Linked DNA regions of Homo sapiens: region 2 is linked to region 1. A link is an interaction called in ENCODE POLR2A ChIA-PET data of the cell type or tissue named here. Cell type or tissue: OCI-LY7. All regions are shown on one strand. Each heading gives the region's core, and the rest is flanking DNA. Links, peaks and the distances in the headings are about the cores only.

What was found. ChIA-PET counts read pairs that join two places held together with the same protein. Peaks named below come from ENCODE experiments on the same cell type or tissue, not always from the same donor. Only the 100,000 strongest peaks of a DNase experiment are listed, where the experiment ranks them.
Region 2: POLR2A ChIA-PET joins it to region 1 with 7 read pairs; 3 of 35 experiments call an interaction of 5 or more read pairs at or near these places.

Annotation. Positions count from the first base shown.
Region 1 is chr12:120,751,192-120,762,676 of GRCh38, forward strand. It overlaps SPPL3 (signal peptide peptidase like 3), which reads right to left. Exons shown (of 11, transcript NM_139015.5): 11 at 11,319-11,485. Among named protein-coding and RNA genes, the nearest start is that of ACADS, 31 kb to the left of the region's middle. In OCI-LY7, for the core only: a CTCF peak has its summit at 9,292; DNase peaks (open chromatin) are centred at 8,860, 9,310 and 9,550; H3K4me3 peaks cover 346 bases; H3K27ac peaks cover 729 bases.
Region 2 is chr12:120,939,770-120,951,254 of GRCh38, forward strand. No RefSeq gene overlaps it. Among named protein-coding and RNA genes, the nearest start is that of HNF1A-AS1, 27 kb to the right of the region's middle. In OCI-LY7, for the core only: CTCF peaks have their summits at 4,970 (motif pointing right) and 5,176; a DNase peak (open chromatin) is centred at 4,952.

The sequences.
Region 1 (11,485 bases), core at 6,486-11,485:
GTTTTCACTTTTCTGAATATGAGGCCTTGTGAGAATCGAATACATGGTCCGTTTCCATCAAGAGTCCATGAGAACTGAAAAGGTTATGTTTTGTATGATGGTAGAGATTAATAAAATTGAACGAATGTTGATAATTTTATTCTGATTCATTCATTCATATTGCAGCAGCTACTATATCTAAGATACTGTGCAAACCATTGGGAGAAACAGTGGGTGAGCAGAAACAATTCCTTTTTTCACAGTCCTTGCAGGCAAGCTAGTGCTGGTGGTGCTAGTGGCAGACACTAATCACATCGCAGCCTCAATGGGATGCGTGCAACGCAGGAGAGGAGCAGAGTTCTAGGAGAGACTAAAATAGAGGAACCTGAGCTGGAATGCTGAGTCACAAAAGGCTTCCCTGACCAGGTGACAGCTGAACTGAGATCTGAGGGATGAGTTGGCGTGAATGAGACAAAGAGCCTAGAGATGGACAGCCCAGGCCTGGGAAATGGCTTGTGCAGATGCCCTGTGGTGGGAGAGAGCATGGTCTTCAAGGAATGGAAGAATGGCTGGAGGACGGAGCGGGAACACGGCGTGAGATGAGCTGGAGAGGCGGACAGCCATCTCGGGTACAGTCCTATGGGTCACATAGATTTCTGCCTTGTCCTGGAAGTGACAAGGAAGCCTTTGGCGCATTTGACTCAGAGAGATGGTGTACAAATGTTTTTGTTTGTTTGTTTTTACAGAGTCTTTCTCTGTCACCCAAGCTAGAATGCAGTGGCACAATCATAGCTCTCTGCAACCTCAAACTTCTGGCCTCCAGTGATCCTCCCATCTCAGCCTCCCAAAGCACTGGGATTACAGGCATGAGCCACCACACCTGGTCTGAAAATATTTGTTTTGAGGCCAGGTGCGGTGGCTCATGCCTGTAATCCCAGCACTTTTGGGAGGCCAAGGCCGGTGGGTCATCTGAGGTCAGGAGTTTGAGACCAGCCTGGCCAACGTGGTGAAACCCGGCCTCTACTAAAATACAAAAAATTAGCCAGGTGTGGTGGCGCATGCCTGTAGTCCCAGCTACTTGGGAGGTTGAGGCAGGAGAATCGCTTGAACCCGGAGGCGGAGGTTGCGGTGAGCCGAGATTGCACCACGGTGCTCCAGCCTGGGCGACAAGAGTGAAACTCTGTCTCAAAAAAAAAAAAAATTGTTTTGAAAAGATCCCCTCTGGCTGTGGTGTGCAGCGCAGTGAGGAGGTGTGGAAAGAGGAGGTTGGTCAGAGTGGAGAGTTAGGAGGCTCCTGTAATGATCCAAGAGGGAGATGATGGTATCTTGGATCTGGGTGGAGACAGGAGATGGAAAGAAATGGATGGATCCCTGGAATGGCAGGCAGGTTAAACAAACAAGAGTCAGTGATGCATTTCCTGGTCATGGGGATGGAGGGAGAAGGGCTCTGTCCTGTCCAGCTGGATGAATGGTGGTATCACTCCGGAAGAAAAGGGAGAACTTCATTAGTGGTGCTGGGGAGAACAGATGATCGATCTGTCTTAGGCACTATGAGCTTTTTCTCTCTATACACATTCTTTTTCTACTTGCATTGTCAGAGACTGAAAGAAATTGTGTTATTCTTCAATTACATTTTTATTTCTATCGATTTCTCGTGTTGCAGTTTTGCTTATGTAGTTTGATGGTAAGAGTTTACAGCAGTGTTACATTTTGAAGATTTTAATTTTTAATTTTTGAATAAAAATATTGGTATGTGTTCAAAATTGTAGGCAGCCTCTATGACTCCCAATTCCCTCTCCAAAGGTAACCCTGGTTTCTAGCTTAGGATGCATAAGAAAATATACAGTATAGGTTATGGTCCTCATCTTTATTCATTTCATTCCTGAATAATAATCTGTACACATACACATTTTGTTCAGTTAATGACAATTTTGGTTGTTTCTTCTTTTTGGTTATTAATACTGCTATGCACATGTATGTATAAGTTTTTGGTAGATACAGATTTTTAATTCTTGTAAACTGTAACTATGAATGAAACTGCTAGATCATATGGTAACTATGGTACCTTTGGTGGAACTGTGAAGCCATTTTCCAAAGCAGCTGCACCATTTTATAATCCCACCAGCAATGGTGGTTTTTTTTTTAATTTTTTTTTAAATTTCTATTTATTTTTTGAGATGAAGTCTCATTCTGTCACCCTGGAGTGTGGTGGCGCGATCTTGGCTCACTGCAACTTCCACCTCCCGGGTTCAAGTGAGTCTCGTGCCTCAGCCTCCCTAGTAGCTGGGATTACAGGTGCCCACCACCACTCCTGGCTAATGTTTGTATTTTTTAGTAGAGACGGGCTTTCGCTGTGTTGGCCAGGCTGCTCTCGAACCCCTGGCCTCAAGTGATCTGCCCACCTGGCCTCCCAAAGTGCTGGGATTACAGGTGTGAGCCACCCTGCCCGACCCCAACAATGTTATGAGGGCTCCATTTTCTGTACATCTTTGCTAACTCTTGTTATTGTCTTTAAAAAGTTATTGTCATCCTAGTGGGTGTGAAGTGATGTCTCACTGTGGTTTTGATTTGCATTTCTCTAATGGTGCTGAACATCCCTTTCATGTGCTTATTGGTCATTTGTGTGTGTGTGTGTGTGTGTGTGTGTGTGTGTGTGTGTGTGTGTGTGTATATTTTTTTTTTTTTTGAGATGGAATCTGGCTCTGTTGCCAGGCTGGAGTGCAGTGGCACGATCTTGGCTCACTGCAACCTCTGCCTCCCTGGTTCAAGTGATTCTCCTGCCTCAGCCTCCCGAGTAGCTGGGATTACAGGCACGCACCACCACGCCTAGCTAATTTTTGTATTTTCAGTGGAGACGGGGTTTCACCAGGTTGGCCAGGATGGTCTCGATCTCCTGACCTCGTGATCTGCCCACCTCAGCTTCCCAAAGTGCTGGGATTACAGATGTGAGCCACCGCGCCCAGCCCATTTGTATATATTTTTTGGAGAAATTTCTATTTGTATCTTTTGCCCATTTAAATAACTGGATTGTCTTTTTTATTGTTGAGTTGTAAGAATTCTTTTTTTTTTTTTTTTGGGACGGAGTCTCGCTCTATCGCCCAGGCTGGAGTGCAGTGGCACGATCTTAGCTCACTGCAAGCTCCGCCTCCCGGGTTCACGCCATTCTCCTGCCTCAGCCTCCCGAGTAGCTGGGACTACAGGCGCCCGCCACCGCTCCCGGCTAATTTTTTGTATTTTTAGTAGAGACGGGGTTTCACGTGTTAGCCAGGATGGTCTCGATCTCCTGACCTTGTGATCCGCCCGTCTCGGCCTCCCAAAGTGCTGGGATTACAGGCGTAAGCCACTGCGCCCGGCCCAAGAATTCTTTATATATTTGGAATACTAAATCCTTATCAGATATATGATTTACAAATACTTCCTCCCAATTTTTGAGTTGTCCTTTTTTTTTTTTTCTTTTTTTTTTGAGACAGTCTTGCTCTGTCACCTAGCCTGGACTGCAGTGGTGCCTATAGTTAGTTCACTGCACTCTCAAACCCCTGGGCTCAAGCCATCCTCCCACCTCAGCCTCTCAAGTAGCTAGGACTACAGGTGCATGCCACCATACTTGGCTAATTTTTTTTTGTAGTTTTTGTAGAGATTGGTTCTATGTTGCCCAGGCTGGTCTTAAACTCCTGAGCTCAAGCAGTCCTCCTGCCTTGGCCTCCCAAAGTGTTGGGATTACAGCCATGAGCCACTGCACCTGGCCCTCACTTTCATTCTTGAAAGATATTGTCACTGGATATAGAATTCTGGGTTGACACATTTTACTTTTTCTAAAGGTGTCATTCCATTGTCCTCTAGTCTTCACTATTTCTGATGAGAATTTTGCTGAAATTCATGTAAATCTATTGTTGTTCCCCTATGCAGTGTGTCATTTTTTTTCTTGTTGCTTTCAAGACTTTCTATGTTTAGTTTTCAGACTATGAAGTCCCTGGGTGTGATGTTCCTTTATTTATTTTGCTTGAGATTTGCCATGTTTCTTGACTCTTTCCCCATATTTGGCCATTTTTTTTTTTAAACCTTTCTGCCTCATTCTCTCTTCCCTCATTCTGTGACTCCAACTATATATATGTTAAGACTGCTTGACACTGTTCACAGATAACTGAGGCTCTGATCATTTTTTCTGTATCTTTTCTGTTTTTTAGATTGGATATTTCAGGGTTTGGGAAACTGGCCACAGGTGGAATGTTTATTCTCATTTACAGTGGCTGCTTGCTTCCACACTATGATGGCAGAAATGAGTAGTTATAAAGGGGATTTTTGACCCACAAAGCTAAAAATATTACCTGACCCCTCACAGGTTTACTAATCCCAGCTCTATTGCCAGTTTAATGATTCTTTAATCTGCCAATGTGCTGTTAATCCTATCTAGTGAATTGACTTCATGTGTTGTATTTTTAAGTTCTAGAATTTTTATTTGGTTCTTTTTGTCATGATTTATCTGCTGACAATTCCTATTTGCTCATTATGAGCATATTTTCCTTTACATCCTGGAGCATGGTTATAATTACTTTAAACATCTTGAATGTTAATTCCAACATGTCAGTCATATCAGAGTCAGTTTCTGTCAATTGCTTCTTGAGCATAGATCACATTTTCTTGTTCATATGTATAGCAGTTTTGAATTATATAATTGCAGAAAATCTGGTGAAGTGTTTTTTTTTTTGTTTTGTTTTGTTTTTTTTACAGCAGGCATTTAACGGCTGAACTCAAGATTTAAAACTTTGATTCCAGCCAGGGACAGTGCCTCATGCCTGTAATCCTAGCATTTTGGGAGGCCAAGGCGAAAGGATGGCTTGAGGCCAGGAGTTTGAGACCAGTCTGGGCAACACAGCAAGACCCCATCTCTACAAATAAAAACCTCCCAAGTAGTTGGTGGTATGTGCCTGTAGTCCCAGCTATTAATACTTGGGAGGCTGAGCTGAGAGGATTGCTTGAGCTTAGGAGATCAAGGCTGCAGTGAGCTATGATTGTACCACTGCACTGCAGTGTGGGTGACAGACACAGACTTTGTCTCAAATTTAAGAAAAGGAAGGCGGCCGGGCTCAGTGGCTCACGCCTGTAATCCCAGCACTTTGGGAGGCCGAGGTGGGTGGATCACGAGGTCAGGAGATCGAGACCATCCTGTCTAACACGGTGAAACCCCGTCTCTACTAAAAAAAATACAAAAAATTAGCCGGGCATGGTGGTGGGCGCCTGTAGTCCCAGCTACTCTGGAGGCTGAGGCAGGAGAATGGCGTGAACCCGGGAGGCGGAGCTTGCAGTGAGCCGAGATTGCACCACTGCACTCCAGCCTGGGTGACAGAGCGAGACTCAGTCTCAAAAAAAAAAAAAAAAGAAAAGAAAAGAAAAGGCAAAACACAAGCAAAAAAAACCCTTTGATCCTCCTCTGGTGGGCAGCAGCTGAAATTTGTCTTTATTTCTTTTGGCCTTAGCTGGGCTGTTTAGAGTCTGCCCTCTGTGTATTTCAGAAATCAGATTTAGGCAGGGCTTATACATGGTATTTTCTGTATTTCATGTATATTTTAAAGTTGTTTTTAGCCAGAGGATTGATTTGAATAACAGCCCAGTATTACTGGGGATCAGAACAGCAGCTGACAGTTGTTTTTATGTTTTTATGGCTTGTTTTAATATCAGCAGTGGGTTGGGTGTGGTGGCTCATGCCTGTAATCCCAGCACTTTGGGAGGCAGGATTGCTTGAGCTCAAGAGTAGGAGGTTGCAGTAAGCTATGGCTGCACCAGTGCATTCCAGCCTAGGCAACACAGTAAGACCCTGTCTTAAAAAAAAAAAAATCAATCAGCAATAGGGTAGTCATAATTTTAACAATGAAATCCAGTTGCTTTGAATGCCTCAAAGATTCTAGTTTAAGCCTGGCTTGCTAGGAGGCATGCATCCTGGTCCCCTCCTCCTAGGAACTCCTAGTTTGTGTGAGGTGATACCCTCTCATGAGTAATGGTCAACACTGCTGCAGCATTATTGGAGAGGAAGGTGTCGGCATGCCCCTTCTGGACAGCAGCTGGGTCAGCCCAGGGCTTGGCAGCCAAAACCCCAGCTCTTTCCTGCCACCTACTAGGGTTGGTGGATCTCCATCTCCAATACGATGCTGTTTGCATGGTCCTTCCCTGTTTACAGAAACTCCCCACAGTTCTGTATGTATGCTAAACAAGTCGTGTCTACAAAACCTGGCTGTGATTATTTTCTCATAATCTGGGCAATGAGCTCAGTCTCTGGAAGCAGGAAGATCTGGGGCAAATTAGCTGCCCTTGAAACTTTGGGTACATAAAATGGATGATAAAATCTGCCGTTACATAATGAGACTGAAGATCTGAGATGACAGGCCACCATTCTGGCCCACAGCATGGAACACACTCTGCAGTTAGGGAGACCCAGGCAGACGCTGTTGCAAGAATCTTTATTTGCTACAGGCAGTGGATGGATTTAAATGTATTTGGAACTAAGAGTAGGATTTAAATGTATTTGGAACTAAGAGTAGGCCCTAGAGCCATCAGTGTTTATGCCTTACCTGTATTTTCTGGGGTGGAGATCATTTCTAATCCTGGGATGAGGATGGAATATAATGATTAGGGACAGTGTTTAGAGCTTATTCTGCCACTTAGCAATTTGTGATCTTGGGGTCTTGGCGAGTTCCTTTGTGACAATGGTGACAGTAATGGCACCTGCCTTTATTAAAGGGCTCTTGGGAGGCATGACTGACACCCGGTGTGTGGCCATCATTGGCTGGGGCTCTCTCCAGCAGATCTCCCCAGATCTGCTTTGACACCCCAGGCCTCTGAGCTTTCTTTAGGTCATGAGTATGTCCCTTCTCCTTGCTTCACGTTCTCCTCAAATGAAGCCTGGCAACTGTGTCCCTGGCCAAATGATCAAGAGGGATGTGGGACAGGACAGGGCTGAGGACGAAGCCCGGGCCCATCCCTTCAAGGTAGCATCAGCTCCTTCATCAGCGACTTTTGGGGAGGGTCATGGGTCATCCCACCAGTTATTGATCTGCTTCATCAGACGGTGCCTCAGCCCTGATTGCTTCACTGTGTCCTGGAGGACTGAGAATTTTCCAAATGCGTGGCTGGAATCTCCTCTTTCACTCTCTCTAGTCTGGCTACTGTCCCTCTCCTATTCAGTGGACTGACCTGAGCCAAGTGGCTTAGAATGACACTGTGTTTTATTTTAACACAGGATAGGAGTTTGGCCCATGAGTCTTTTTTTTTGAGAAGGAGTCTCGCTCTGTCACCCAGGCTGGAGTGCAGTGGTGCGATCTCGGCTCACTGCAACCTTCACCTCCCAGGTTCAAGCGATTCTCCTGCCTCAGCCTCCCGAGTAGCTGGGACTACAGCCATATGCCAGCACACCCGGCTAATTTTGTATTTTTAGTAGAGACGGGATTTCTCCATGTTGGTCAGGCTGGTCTCGAACTCCCGACCTCAGGTGATCCACCCACCTCGGCCTCCCAAAGTGTTGGGATTACAGGCGTGAGCCACCGAGCCCGGCCCTGGCCCATGAGTCTTTTGTTCCAAGGGTGTTCAAGAAAAACCTAGATGTATCAACTAATACAGGCCCACAAAAGACTGACAGAATGGGAGCTTCACAGTGTAGTAAACTTTTCCCTCAAAACAAGCAGTAAGACTTTAAAGTACACTGAAGTTAAAGAGGGCACATGCAGTGTTTATTATGGAAAAAAAAAGTACAGAAAAATAAAAACGTCAACACTGGTTTGTGTGCAGAATCTGGGTAGAGGTTGATCTTCTTGGCCTTAAGAAGCCAAAATGAGGAACTGCATGGGCAGGGTCACCCACCATCCCCCTCTGCATATGGAGCTTTGTGCTAAGGCTTTCAGTGTGTAGAAGAAAATTTCAAGACCCTGGATGGGGGAAATCACCCCTCAGCAGAGGGGAGAGAACCAGTATTCCTAATGATGAACCGGGAGCTGTGGTGGTTTGAATAATGACAGCGTACAGATCTAATGATTTTAACTGTATTCCAACTCTCTGAGCATTGTGTGTGAAATATATGAGAACACAGTAAACCAGAAGAGCGCCTCATATTTACTCAATACTTTCTATGAGGCACCTTCATCCCCATTTCAGATGAAGCAGCTCGGACTCAGGGGGCTCCATCCCTAACCAGAGCCCCATGGTGGCTGTGTGGGGGATGCGCATGACAAATGCCTTCACACTCAGAGCACCACAGAGCAGTCTTCCTCCTGCCTCTCACTGTCCAGGTCATCTCGCATACTCTGCAAGGCTTTACATCACTGAAGACTTTTTTTTTTTTTGGCTTTAGCTGCTCTATTGGCTAGAACAACTCTTCTTCCCCAATTTCTTCTGTTATCTATTTTGGCAATTCATTGTTCAGGTTAAGAAGTGTGGAGTCACTGTGGAGTCCCCAACCCTGCATCCAATCTGGTAGCAAGTTCTGTTCTTCGCATCACCCTAGTCCAGGCCATGGCCTCTCTCACAGCGACTGCCCCGGGCAGAACGCCTACACTCAACAGGGGAGGGCTGCGGGAAGTGCCAGGAGGCACAAGCGAAGGAGGAAAGGTGGGGCCGGGGCTCCTGGCCAGATGGTGGTCTTGGGGAGGGTGGCACTGCATTCTACCCGCCGTCAAGCCGGCAAGGCCACGACTCATCCGTGCGATGCTTCGTCATCTTAGTTCCTCCCTGCACTAGCAAGCGCTCAGCCTCTTTCTCTGAAATTGGTTTCCGCCTTCCCCAGGGAGCTGTCACAGGATATGTTACTATCTGCCTGGGGATAAAAACCCCATCAAGGCACGACAGCAACCGCAGGTGTGAGGAAATTCAATCTCTAATGGCAAAGGCTCAAACACAAAAGCTAGAAGCTCACGTGGTGGCTACACTCCAGCAGCTCCAGGTGGGCAGAGTGAAAGGTGGCAGTAGCAGGCTGACAGGTGGTCCGCCTGGAGAGAGGCTCTCTGGTGAGACAGAGCAACTGGTGTCGGGATCCCGGGGCTGGATCGCTTGTCTTCAGACATTTGGTTGAATGCAGTGACCATCGTGCTGTCCCCCTCCGTCTCTGTCCTGTGGACACCCACTTCCTGTCTCCCATTCCTCACAAGCGCAGGCCTGCTGCCCACTGCCTGGCGGCTTCCCCACTCCCAGTCTCTCAAGTCTTGCTTCCTCTGCCTAACTGGTTCCCATTCCTGTCATCTTTGGATCTGGTGAGAATCCCAGGACTCCATGGGGGCTGGAGACAGCTCGTGGGCTTAGCTATTTTGGAACCTTCAGAGCCTCTGTTCGCCTGCAGACAGGTGGCGTGTTTTACAGGTTCTACTCAACAGGAAGAAGATGTCTTGGAACTTAAGAGAAAAACTGGTTAGGCAGACTCCAAATGAAAGGAACCAGAAGCGAAGCGGAGTCTGCCGCATGAATTCTTAAGACCTCAGGTTATCTAGGAAATCTACCGCACGCTAAAGTGCTCCTCCGTAAGTGCTGCAGTTAGAATCTTCACAGCCTCCCTGCAGGATGTTTGTATCAAGCACCTGCTAACCACTGGCTCCGTGCGGTAAGACTTCTGAAACCTGTAGTGACGAAAGATCATTGCGCTTGGGGCTGTAGGCTTTCGCTTGTCTTCAGACATTTGGTTGAATGCAGGCCTGTGTCCACCAGGAGCACTGGGCTTCTCCTACACCAACTTGCTTCTCAGCCTTCTCTTCATTGGCACATCCCGTCCAGTGATACAGGATCCCCAGCCCAAGCCTCTGCTATTTACAGCAAGGCCCAGAGTTACGGAGAGAAGGCTGTGGATTCTACTCTTGAACGCACTGTGGCATCCCTGCGTGACCTTGTGTGGGAATGGCTGCCACACCCCCTCCCCACAAGCCAAGCATGCTAAAGCAAGCCCTGCACAGACCGCAGGAGTAGGGGGTCAGGATGTCTGGTTTTGTTCACTGGGGGGCCCAGTGCCTCAAGCTTCACTGAAACATGACTGATTGCCTCTAACGGACAGGAAAGGGCTCTGGATTTCAAGGGAAAGGCTGAGGAGGAAACAGATGATGGCTGGAGCGGGAAGAATTTTGTGATGGGAGAGTCTCTGCGCATGAGACAGTTGGAATCTGAACCTGCAGAAATTTGAGTTTAGAGTTTTGCAGATAGAAAGCACCCTATACATTGCAGGGAATAGGAATAATTTCTGGATTAAAAAGTCTTACCTGGTTTATCCCTTCCAATAAGAGGAAGAAGCTTGAGTTGGATGACTCGATCTGCAGTGCTTCAGCTGACACGTGTTAGCAGCCATTGTCCTAGAAATGATTTCACTGTTGGAAACTGCTGAAGAAATGTGATTCGGTGAAGTGGGGGAGGCTGTCCTGGCCACTGTGCACTGAAGACCAGAAAGAGACCGAGATGGCTTCCTTCTGAGCCTGTACCGCTGACATAGCTCTGTAGAGAAGGGGGTTGTATAAATGATGTCCCTAAGGCATGTACTCCCATGTATAGACACGAGTGCTGCATTCCCAGGCTCTGACGTAAACGCTAGGCTTTACAAAACAGAAACGTACACACAACATGGGATCTGGTGAGCAGTAACGTGAGAGCTGCTAAGCAGACACAGCAGGTTCTATTTTTAACACTTGATTGGCAAAATGGAACTCCCTTCCCCTCCACCCTCACAGAGAACGAGTACTTTTGTTTTTCTTGTGGGTGACCTAACTTACCTGTTTACCCAAGGCCTGTGAGCCTGCTACAAAAGTAATTCAGACAGTAGCTTAGTCCCAAGCCACCGAACCGTTCCTATGCGGGGAGCTGTCACTGTCACATTCAGAAAGCGTATGCACTGTAATAACAGCAATGGAACACACTAGGCTTTGGACAGACTTTACTGTCATATCTTCATTAGCTCAAACTAGAAAAAAGAGTTATTAAAAAGCGGGAGTTCTAGTAACACACAGTCTCTTTGTGAGGAAAAAGGACTTCAGATCAGTGAGGAAGGAATCTGCTGAAATTTCATGAGCATGCCATGCCTAATGCAGCAGACTTCCTAGAAAACCCCTAAACCATGGTATTTGAGAAAACAGAATAAGAGGCGGACCTAAGTGTATCAGGCAGCGGGGAGCAAACGAGCACTGGAAGGGAAGTCTAATGTGTGCTTTAACTGCAGCCACCCACTCAACCCTCCGAGACGAGTAGAGTATTTGCTGTTTCTCTGCCAAAGTTTTAAGGGAGTGTTTTAAGGGCTTTGAAGATTAGCAACTGGAATCCAGGGTGCATTCACAGCCCTGTGTGGGTATTTCCCCCCAAAACCTGCACAGAAGTGAGAATGACAAAATAACGACGTTCCTTCTGTCTGGAATTTAATTTTCTTATGAAAACAAAGACAGAAAAATTAAAATGACCCACTGCCAGGATAACATTTCCTTTTTTTTTTTTTTTTTGAGATGGAGTCTCACCCTGTCGCCCAGACTTGAGTGCAGTGGCGCAATCTCTGCTCACTGCAACC
Region 2 (11,485 bases), core at 2,346-7,345, 180 kb after region 1:
CGCTTGGGAACCAGCATAGGGCAATAGAAAGGACGTGGGATTTATTTGCTATATGTATTTCTGAAGCCTAAGAAAAAAAATGTGCAAGCACTTTGACCCAGAGATTCCATTGCTAAGAATTTATCCCAAAGAAACAATGAAGGATTATGCATAAATCTTTAGCTACAAGGATATTCATGGAATGATTGCTTATGACAGTGGGGAAAAAAACAGAAACAACCTGCAGGAATAGGAAACTGACTAAATGAATTAGGCTGCATTCACGTGAAACACTGTACATATTCCTTATGCAGCTTATGGTATTTTTTTTAAGAGATAGGGTTTCGGTATGTTTCCCAGGCTGGAGTGCAGTTGCTATTCACAGGTGCGATCATAGCATCCTACAACTTTGAACTCTTAGGCTTGAGCAATCTTCCTGCCTCAGCCTCCTGAGTAGCTGGGACTATAAGTGCATGCCACTGTGCCAGCTTCCTTTTTTTCTTTTTCTTTTTCTTTTCTCTTCTTTTTTTTTTCTTTGGGACAGAGTCTTGCTCTGTCACCCAGGCTGGAGTGCAGTGGTGCAATCTTGGCTCATTGCAAGCTTTGCCTCCCGGGGTTCACACCATTTTCCTGCCTCAGCCTCCCGAGTAGCTGGGACTACAGGCGCCCGACACCACGCCCGGCTAATTTATTTGTATTTTTAGTAGAGACGGGGTTTCACTGTGTTAGCCAGGATGGTCTTGATCTCCTGACCTCGGGATCCACCCGCCTCGGCCTCCCAAAGTGCTGGGATTACAGGCGTGAGCCACCGCGCCCGGCCACTGTGCCAGCTTCTTATGCAGTTTTTAAAAAGTTGTTTAGTCCTGGCTTACACAGTGAAACCCCGTCTCTACTAAAAATACAAAAAATTAGCCGGGCATGGTGGCGGGCGCCTGTAGTCCCAGCTGCTAGGGAGGCTGAGGCAGGAGAATGGCGTGAACCCAGGAGGCGGAGCTTGCAGTGAGCCGAGATCGTGCCACTTCACTCCAGCCTGGGCGACAGAGCAAGACTCCGTCTCAAAAAAAAAAAAAAAAAAAAAAAGTTGTTTAGGCCAGGCACGGTGGCTCTAGTGGAGTAGATGACATCTCTTACTAAAAATGCAAAAATTACCCAGGCGTGGTGCTCTGTGCCTGTGGTCCCAGCTACTTGAGAGGCTGAGGCATGAGTATCACTGGAACCCAGGAGGGGGAGGTTGTAGTGAGGGGAGATTGCGTCACTGCACTCCAGCCTGGGCAACAGAGTGAGACTGTCTCAAAAAAAAAAAAGTTGTTTAAAGAAAGAAAAGGGCAAATGAGGCCAGATGTGATGGCCCATGCCTGTAATCCTAGCACTTTGGGAGACCAAGGCGGGAGGATGGCTTCTAGTCCAGGAGTTCAAGGTTACAATGAGATATGGTTGCACCACTGCATTTCAGGCCGGGGGACAGAGTAAGACCCCATCTCTTTTGTTTTGTTTTTTTGAGATGGAGTCTTGCTCTGTCGCCCAGGCTGGAGTGCAGTGGTGTGATCACTGCAACCTCTGCCTTCCGGGTTCAAGCGATTTTCCTGCCTCAGCTTCCCAAGTAGCTGGAGGGATGATCCACCATGCTCAGCTAATTTTTGTATTTTTAGTAGAGAAGGAGTTTTGCCATATTGGCCAGGGTGGTCTCAAACTCCTGACCTCAAGTGGTCCATCCCCTTTGGCCTCCCAAAGTGCTGGGATTACATGCCCGGCCGAGACCTCATCTCTTAAAAACAAAAACAAAAACAGAAAAAGAACCAATGAAAGGGATATCTAGTGTCAGACAGAGCTTGGTTCAAATCCCTGTTGTACTACTTATGAGTAGTGTGAGCTCCATCTACTGAGCCTCTGTTTTCCCGTTCTGTGAAATGGGTCTATCAAATACCATGTATTTATCAGGATTGGCTCACTACTGTAACAATGACAAATATCTCGCTGGCTGAACACAATGAAGGTTTATTTCCCTACCCCACAGAGTCTGATGCAGATGTTCCCAGGAAGGTAGAAGTCCTGGGCAGTCTTCTTCCAGCTGGTGGACTCTGGGCAGATGTTCCCGGGAAGGTAGAAGTCCTGGGCAGTCTTCTTCCAGTGGACGCTGGGATTGGGTTCCTTTGCATAATAAGGCTCCACCATCTTAAACTCTTTTGCCCTCATCCTTATGGACAGGAGACAGACAGAGCATGAAAGATCAGACTGGATGTTTTATGACCAGCCCTGGTGGGCGGGTACATCCCTTCTGCCCACTGACAGTGCAAAGTACATGTCCCTTTCTAGCTGCAAGGGGGCTAGGAACTGTAACCCAGTCAGTGCTCAGAAAGAGGAAATAGGTTTGGTGAGCCCTTTTTTTTTGTCTCATGGGGCTCCTCCTCCTCCTCCTCCTCCTCCTCCGAATGAATGAATGAATGAATGAATGAATGAATGAATGAAATAATTTAAACACAGTGGCACAGGGCAAGTGCTTAAATGTGTCAGGCATCTTTTCCTCCCTCCCTTCCCTTTATGGTTGATTCTAGATAGGACCACCTTGACTCTTCAAAAATTGATGCCCTCCTGAAGTTTTCTGTATGTTGAATCAAGATGTTTATGTGAGCTGGGCATTGTAGATGGGCTGGGCTTGGTGTCTCATACCTGTAATCCCAGCACATTGGGAGGCTGAGGTAGGAGGATTGCTTGAGGCCAGGAGTTCAAAGACCAGCCCAAACAGCATAGCAATACGTCATCTCTTAAATTAAAAAAAAGATGTTTATGCTGGTGGGGAAAGAGGGTGAGGTACACTAGAGGGCAAGGTGTCCATTTAAAGGAGGCCTGGAGAAGAGACCACCCATTCCACCATTCCACCCTCACCCTACCTCTCTTAGGCCATAGATGTTGCCAAAGGAATACCTGAGGCTGGGAAATTATAGTGAAACTCCGTCTCAGAAAAAAAAATATTAGCCAGGTGTGGTGGTGCGCGTCTGTAGTCCCGTGGGAGGCCCAGATGGGAGAATCACCTGAACCCAGGAGGTAGAGGTTGCAGTGAGCCAAGATTGCGCCACTGCACTCCAACCCGGGTGACAGAGTGAGATTCTGTCTCAAAAAGAAGGAAAGAAAAGAAAAGAAAGAAGAAAGAGGGCCAGGCAGGGTGGCTCACACCTGTAAACCCAGCACTTTGGGAAGCTGAAGTGGACGGATCACTTGAGGTCAGGAGTTTGAGATCAGCCTGGCCAACACGGTGAAACCCTGTCTCTACTCAAAATACAAAATTAGCTGGGCGTGGTGGTGAGCACCTGTAATACCAGCTACTCGGGAGGCTGAGGCAGGAGAATCACTTGAACCCTGGAGGCAGAAGTTGCAGTGAGCAGAGATCGTGCCATTGCACTGCAGCCTGGGGGACAAGAGCGAGATTTTTGTCTCAAAAAAAATAAAAAATAAAAAAAAAAGAAAGAAAGAAAAGAAAAGAAAAGAGAGGTAGAAGAGGTCACGTGAGCACACAGTAAGAAGGTAGCTGTCTACAAGCCAGAGAAGAGGCCTCAGAATAAAATCTACCTTGCCAACACCTTGATCTTGGACTTCCCAGCCTCCAGAACTATAAGAAATAAATTTCTTAGCCAGGCACAGTGGCTCATGTCTGTAATCCCAGCACTTTGGGAGGCTGAGGTGGGCAAATCGTTTGAGGTCACGAGTTCAAGATGAGCCTGGCCAACATGGTGAAACCCCGTCTCTACCAAAAATACAAAAAAAATTAGCCAGTCATAGTGGCACACACCTGTAATCCCAGCTACTTGGGAGACTGAGGCAGGAGAATTGCTTGAACCTCAGAGGTGGAGGTTGCTGTGAGCCCAGATCGCATCATTGCACTCCAGCCTGAGTGACAGAGCAAGACTCCGTCTCAAAAAGAAAAAAAAAAAAGGAAGAAATTTCTCAATCTACAGTACTTTGCTGTGGCTGACCAAGCAGATAAGACATAACAGAACCCACCTTAAATTATTGCTTTTTTTGACATATCTTTGACAGATATTTGAATATCTAGAAAGCACTTGAAGCTGTGTCTGGCATGGAGTTAGTCCTACTCACTGTTTTTTTGTTTTGTTTTGTTTGTTTGTTTTTTGAGATGGAGTCTTGCTCTGTTGCCCAAGCTGGAGTGCAGTGGTGCCATCTCAGCTCACCGCAACCTCCACCTTTTGAGTTCAAGGGATTCTCCCACCTCAGCCTCCCAAGTAGCTGGGATTACAGGTGTGCGCCACAATGCCTGGCTAATTTTTGTATTTTTAGTAGCGACAAGGTTTCACCATGTTGGCCAGGCTGGTCTCAAACTCCTGGCCTCAAGTGATCTTCCTGCCTCGGCCTCCCAAAGTGCTGGGATTACAGACATGAGCCATCGCGCCCAGCCCCCACTCACTGTTAAGATTGTCACACACCAGCTATATGTATTTATGGAATGAATAAACAAATCTATTTTGCAAAATAAGTTCTTAAATAGTGGATCTCTTAAAGTGGATTTACCTGTATTATTATCTCAGAATTCTTGGACACAGATGAACTTCTTCTTCTTCTTTTTTTTTTTTTTTTTTTTTTTGAGACAGAGTCTTACTGTTATCACCCAGGCTGGAGTGCAGTGGCGTGATCTCAGCTCACTGCCACCTCCGCCTCCCAGGTTCAAGTGATTCTCCTGCCTCAGCCTCCCAAGTAGCTGGGATTACAGGAGCACACCACCATGACCAGCTAATTTTTGTATTTTTAGTAGAAACAGGGTTTCACCATGTTGGCCAGATTGGTCTTGAACTCCTGACCTCAGGTGCTCCACCCACCTTGGCCTCCCAAAGTGTTGGGATTACAGGCATGAGCCACTGTGCCCGGCCAGATGAACTTCTTAAGAAGAGAACTTATAAAAAACAAAAATATCAACTTGAAATGGGCAGGTGGGTAGAAGTATGTATCTCCAACCCTTAGAGTTCCGAGAGCATCCACCAGGGGGCCGTGCGCCTTCTCCTTCTTCCAAAACTTCACTGACCCCTGGAAGCAGTCATTTCAGAAAGGAAGAGAAAGTTGGGTTTTTCCATGGGTTTACCCCATGGAAATAAACAAAGCCAATACAATCTCGGTGTGGCTGGGTGGGGAAAAAAAACAAAACAAAACTCAGGCCAGGGTAAGAAGAAGTAAGTCTGGGTCTTTGTTTCATTGGCCCTGGGGAGGAGCCTAGGTGATATCTCTGAGCCTCGGTTTTCTCATCTGGAAAAATGGAAATAATCCTATCTAGTGCACAGAGTTCTTGGGAGCACCAAATAAAAGCATTTTCTTTTTTTTTCTTTTTCTTTCTTTCTTTTTTTTTTTTTTTTGAGACGGAGTCCCACTCTGTCGCCCAGGCTGGAATGCAGTGATGCAATCTAGGGTCACTGCAAACTCCGCCTCCCAGGTTCAAGTGACTCTCCTGCCTCAGCCACCCGAGTAGCTGGGATTACAGGTGCCCACCACTATGCCCAGCTAATTTTTTTAATTTTTTTTTTTTGAGACGGAGTCTCACTCTGTTGCCCAGGCTGGAGGCAATGGTGTGATCTTGGCTCACCGAAACCTCCGCCTCCTGGGTTCAAGCAATTCTCCTGCCTCAGCCTCCCAAGTAGCTGGGATTACAGGCATGCACCACCACGCCCAACTAATTTGGTATTTTTAGTAGAGACAGGATTTCTCCATGTTGATCAGGCTGGTCTCGAACTCCTGACCTCAGGTGATCCAACCGCCTCGGCCTCCCAAAGTGCTGGGATTACAGGCATGAGCCACTGCGCCCCGCCAATAAAAGCATTTTCTAAAAGATCAGCTGTTGCTATCTGATATAGTTTGGCTGTGTCCCCACCCAGATCTCATCTTGAATTGTAGTTCCCATAATTCCCATGTGTTGTGGGAGGGACCTGGTGGGAGGTAATTGAATCATGAGGGCGGTTTCCCCCATACTGCTCTCAGGGCAGTGAATAAACCTCACAAGATCTGATGGTTTTATAAGGGGTTTCCCTTTTCACTTGGCTCTCATTCTCTCTTGCCTGCTGCCATGTAAGACGTGCTTTTTGCTTTCTGCCATGATTGTGAGGCCTCCCCAGCCGCGTGGAACTGTGAGTCCACCCTTTTTCTTTCTAAATTACCCAGTCTCCAGTATGTCTTTATCAGCATTGTGAAAATGAACTAATACACTATCACATCACTAAGTTACATGGACCCATTTTACATGGAGTATCTAGTTATAGGGAGAGTGAAGGTCCCTCAAGACCACACCCCAGGACTTGCCCAATTCAGGCCACCAATGTCTGTTGTTTAGCACTCAGCAATTAAATGCACTTAGATTGGACATAAATTCTTTTTGCCATAGTCTCTGCCATTACATGTTGTATACGCTTGTCTTGCTTTGCTTCACCTGCTTGGACCCTAAAGGGTTCTGAGTTTGCAACTTCTGGTCTAAATAGAGAGTTTTCCTCTGTGTCAGTCAGATGATATCTGGAGCGCTGCTATTTATTGAGGCAGGCACCAAGCTCTATGCGTAATATATGTAAGCCAAATATAACTAAGGCTTCTCATTGCCTCGTCTCTGCATGGTGACTTATTTGGCAGAAAAATATAATTGGAAGTAATTAAAATCTTTTCTCAGTCTCAAAAAAATGCCAGAGTGAGTATATTTTTAAAAAAGAGTGTTTTGGAGGTATAGTTGATATACAATAAACTGTACACATTTAAAGCACGCAATTTTATGAATTCTGATATAAGCCTACACCTGTGAAACCATCACCATGATCAAAATAATTGGCCAGGCATGGTGGCTCATGCCTGTAATCCCAGCACTTTGGGAGGCCGAGGCGGGCAGATCACGAGGTCAGGAGATCGAGGCCATCCTGGCTAACATGGTGAAACCCCGTCTCTACTAAAAATACAAAAATTAGGCGGGTGTGGTGGTGCACGCCTGTAATCCCAGCTACTCAAGATATTGAGGCAGGAGAATCGCTTGAGCCTGGGAGGTGGATGTTGCAGTGAGCTGAGATCATGCCACTGCACTCCAGCCTGGGGAACAGAGCAAGACTCTGTCTCAAAAAAAAAAAAAGGGGGGGGGGGGAAGAAGAACAAAATAATTAATATCGTTACAACTCCTAGAAGTTTCCTCATGTCCTTTTTTGTTTTTGAGACAGAGTCTCATTCTGTCACCCAGGCTGGAGTGCAATGGCACTATCTCTGCTCACTGCAACCTCCGCCTCCCAGGTTGAAGTGATTCTCCTGCCTCAGCCTCTCGAGTAGCTGGGATTACAGGCACATGCCACCATGCCTGGCTAATTTTTGTATTTTTGGTAGAGACGGGGTTTCACCATGTTGGCCAGGCTGGTCTCGAACTCCCGACCTCAAGTGATTTGCCCACCTTGGCCTCCCAAAGTGCTCGGATTACAGGCGTGAGCTGGCCCTCCTCATGTGTTTTTGTGATCGCCTGGCCCGGACAGCCTCCATCACTCCTCTCAGCCCCAAATTGCTCACTCAACGGCCGAGTCCTAGAGGGAACATGTGGCTGCCCTAGCCTGGATTATGTGCCCACCATTTGATTGCAGCTGGAGCAGAGACGGGGAGAACTGGACGTTTGTACATCTGTGTAGGGGGCAGGTGTGTCACCCACTCTCCTGTGACTGCTCACAAAGGAGGGTAGGTCTCCATAGGGAATGAAGTGCTGCTGACCACTGAATATCCCAAGCCCACAAATGCTCACTGCAGCTGCTACTATTTAAATCCAGGAGAGGGCTAGTCGCGGTGGCTCACGCCTCTAATCCCAGCACTTTGGGAGGCCGAGGTGGGTGGATCATGAGGTCAAAAGATTGAGACCATCCTGGCCAACATGGTGAAACCCTGTCTCCACTAAAAATACAAACAATTAGCCGGGCGTGGTGGTGGGCGCCTGTAGTCCCAGCTACTCGAGAGGCTGAGGCAGGAAAATGGCGTGAACCCGGGAAGTGGAGGTTGCAGTGAGCTGAGATTGTACCACTGCACTCCAGCCTGGTGACAGAACGAGACTCCATCTAAAAAAAAAAAAAATTCCAGGAGAGAAAGCGCATGCTTCTTGATAAGACCAGGGCAGAGTTGCGTGGCCTATTCTACCCTCCCTTGCTTCCCAAGTAATCACTAACCTCCCCTCCTCTCCCCTCCCCTTTTCTGTGCTTTGCTCTGTCACCCAGGCTGGAGTGCAGTGGTGTGATCTTGGCTCACTGCAACCTCCGCCTCCTGGGTTCAATAAATTCTTGGCTGGGCGTGGTGGCTCACACCTGTAATCCCAGCACTTTGGGAGGCCGAGGCGGGCGGATCACGAGATCAGGAGTTCAAGACCAGCCTGGCCAATATGGTGAAACCCTGTTTCTACTAAAAATACAAAAAATTAGCCACGCTTGGTGGTGCACACCTGTAGTCCCAGCTACTCGGGGGGCTAAGGCAGGAGAATCGCTTGAACCCGGGAGGTGGAGGTTGCAGTGAGCCGAGATAGTCCCACTGCACTCCAGCCTGGGCGACAGAGTGTGACTCCGTCTCACAAAAAAAAAAAAAAAGAAAGAAATTCTCATGCCTCAGCCTCCCGAGTAGCTGGGACTACACACCACCATGCCCAGCTAATTTTTGTGTTTTTGGTGGAGACGGGGTTTCACCATTTTTGCTGGGCTCGTCTCAAATTCCTGGCCTCAAGTGATCTGCCCGCCTCAGCCTCCCATAGTGCTAGGATTACAGGCGTGAGCCACTGTGCCCAGACTAATCTGCTTTCTTTCATGCAGATAAGTTTGCATTTTCTAGAATTTTATGTATATAAAATTGTATAGTATATACTCATTTTTGTCTGGCTTCTTTCACCCAGCGTATTATTCTGAGATTTGTCCATGTTGTGTGTATCAGTAGTTCATTCTTTTTTGTTGCTGAGTAGCATTCAGTTATATGGACAGACCATATTCTATTTGTCCATTCACTGATTGATGGTCATTTGGGTTGTTTCCAGTCTTTGGCTGTGACAAATAAAGCTACTATGAACATGTGTGTACAAGTCTTTGTGTAGACGTACACTTTCATTTCTCTCAGATAAGGAACCAAATGGCTGGATCTATGATAGTTGCATATTTATTTTTATTTTTATTTTATTTATTTATTTTTTTTTTGAGATGGAGTACCACTTGCTCTGTCGCCCAGGCTGGAGTGCAATGGTGCAATCTCAGCTCACTGCAACCTCCGCCACCTGCCTCAGCCTCCTGAGTACCTGGGATTATAGGAGCGCACCACCATGCCCAGCTAATTTTTGTATTTTTAGTGGAGATGGGGTTTCACCATGTTGCCCAGGCTGGTCTCGAACTCAGCTCAAGCAATTGCCTGCCTTGGCTTCCCAAAGCGCTGGGATTACAGGCATAAGCCACCACGCCCAGCAATTGATCTCTCTTTTTTTTTTTTCCTTGAGACAGGGTATCACTTTATCGTCCAGGCTGGTGTGCAGTGGCAAGATCACAGCAGCACCTCCAGGACTTAAGTGATCCTCGAACCTCAGCCTCTTGAGTAGCTGGAACTACAGGCAGGCCCCACCACGCCCAGCTGATTTTTGTATTTTTTTTGTAGAGACGGGGTTTTGCCATGTTGCCCGAGCTGGTCTTGAACTTGGCTCAAGTGAACACCCGCCTCAGCCTCTCAAAGTATTGGTGTGTCCGGAATTGGTGGGTTCTTGGTCTCACTGACTTCAAGAATGAAGCCATGGACCCTCCCAGTGAGTGTTACAGTTCTTAAAGGTGGCGTATCTGGAGTTTGTTCCTTCTGATGTTTGGATGTGTTCGGAGTTTCTTCCTTCTGGTGGGTTCGTGGTCTCACTGGCTCAAGAGTGAAGCTGCGGACCTTTGGGGTGACTGTTACAGCTCTTAAGGCGGCGTGTCTGGAGTTGTTTGTTCCTCCTGGTGGGTTTATGGTCTCGCTGGCTTCAGGAGTGAAGCTGCAGACCTTCGCAGTGAGTGTTATACCTCATAAAGGCAGTGTGGACCCAAAGAGTGAGCAGTAGCAAGATTTATTGCAAAGGGCGAAAGAACAAAAGAACAAGCCTTCCACAGTGTGGAAGGGGACCCGAGCGGGCTGCCACTGCTGGCTTGGTCAGCCTGCTTTTATTCTCTTATCTGGCCCCACCCACATCCTGCTGATTGGTCCATTTTACAGAGAACCGAGTGGTCTGTTTTGACAGGGTGCTGATTGGTGCGTTTACAATCCCTGAGCTAGACACAAAGGTTCTCCACTTCCCCACTAGATTAGCTAGATACAGAGTGTGGACACAAAGGTTCTCCAAGTCCCCACCAGAGTAGCTAGATACAGAGTGCCGATTGGTGTATTTACAAACCCTGAGCTAGACACAGGGTGCTGATTGGTGTGTTTACAAACCTTGAGCTAGATACAGAGTGCCTATTGGTGTATTTACAATCCCTTAGCTAGACATAAAGGTTCTCCAAGTCCCCACCAGAGTCAGGAGCCCAGGTGGCTTCACCCAGTGGATCTCCCACTGGGGCTGCAGGTGGAGCCACCTGCCAGTCCCCCGCCGTGCGCCCACACTCCTCAGCCCTTGGGTGGTCGATGGGACTGGGCGCCGTGGAGCAGGGGGCGGTGGTCATCGGGGAGGCTCCGACTGCACAGGAGCCCACGGAGGCGGTGGAGGGGGGTGCGGGTGGGGGCTCAGGCATGGCGGGCTGCAGGTCCCAAGCTCTACCCCGCAGGAAGGCAGCTAAGGCCCGGCGAGAAATAGAGCACAGCGCCCGTGGCCCGGCACTGCTGGGGGACCCAGTACACCCTCCGCAGCTGCTGGCCCGGGTGCTAAGCCCCTCATTGCCCGGGGTGGCAGGGCCGGCCGGCTGCTCCGAGTGTGGGGCCCGCCAAGCCCACGCCCACCCGGAACTCCAGCTGGCCCACAAGTGCCAACCCGCACAGCCCCAGTTGCCGCTCCCGCCTCTCCCTCCACACCTCCCTGCAAGCTGAGGGAGCTGGCTCCAGCCTTGGCCAGCCCAGAAAGGGGCTCCCACAGTGCAGCGGCGGGCTGAAGGGCTCCTCAAGTGTGGCCAAAGTGGGAGCCCAGGCAGAGGAGGCGCCGAGAGCGAGGGAGGGCTGTGAGGGCTGCCAGCACGCTGTCACCTCTCATTGGGATTACAGGCTTGAGCCACCGTGCCTGGCCCTCCACTTTATACTTCAAACAGCAATGTATAGGTGTTCCAGCTGCCACACATCCTTGTCAGCACTTGTTATTGTCAGTCCTTTTAATTTTAGCCATTCTAATAGGTGTGGTTTTGTAGCATGTACATTTTCAGTGCAGAGTAAGACTTCTTTAAAACATTTCTTCTTCTCTCACAATAGTATGCAGAGAGGAAGTGGTATGCCCAGGTCTCAAATTATCTGACAACTTTTGTCTCAAGACACAGCCTATTGCTGGGATTCTGCCTGATAAAGGGGAGATATGGAGCTGACTAGGCAAGAATTGTCTTCCCTT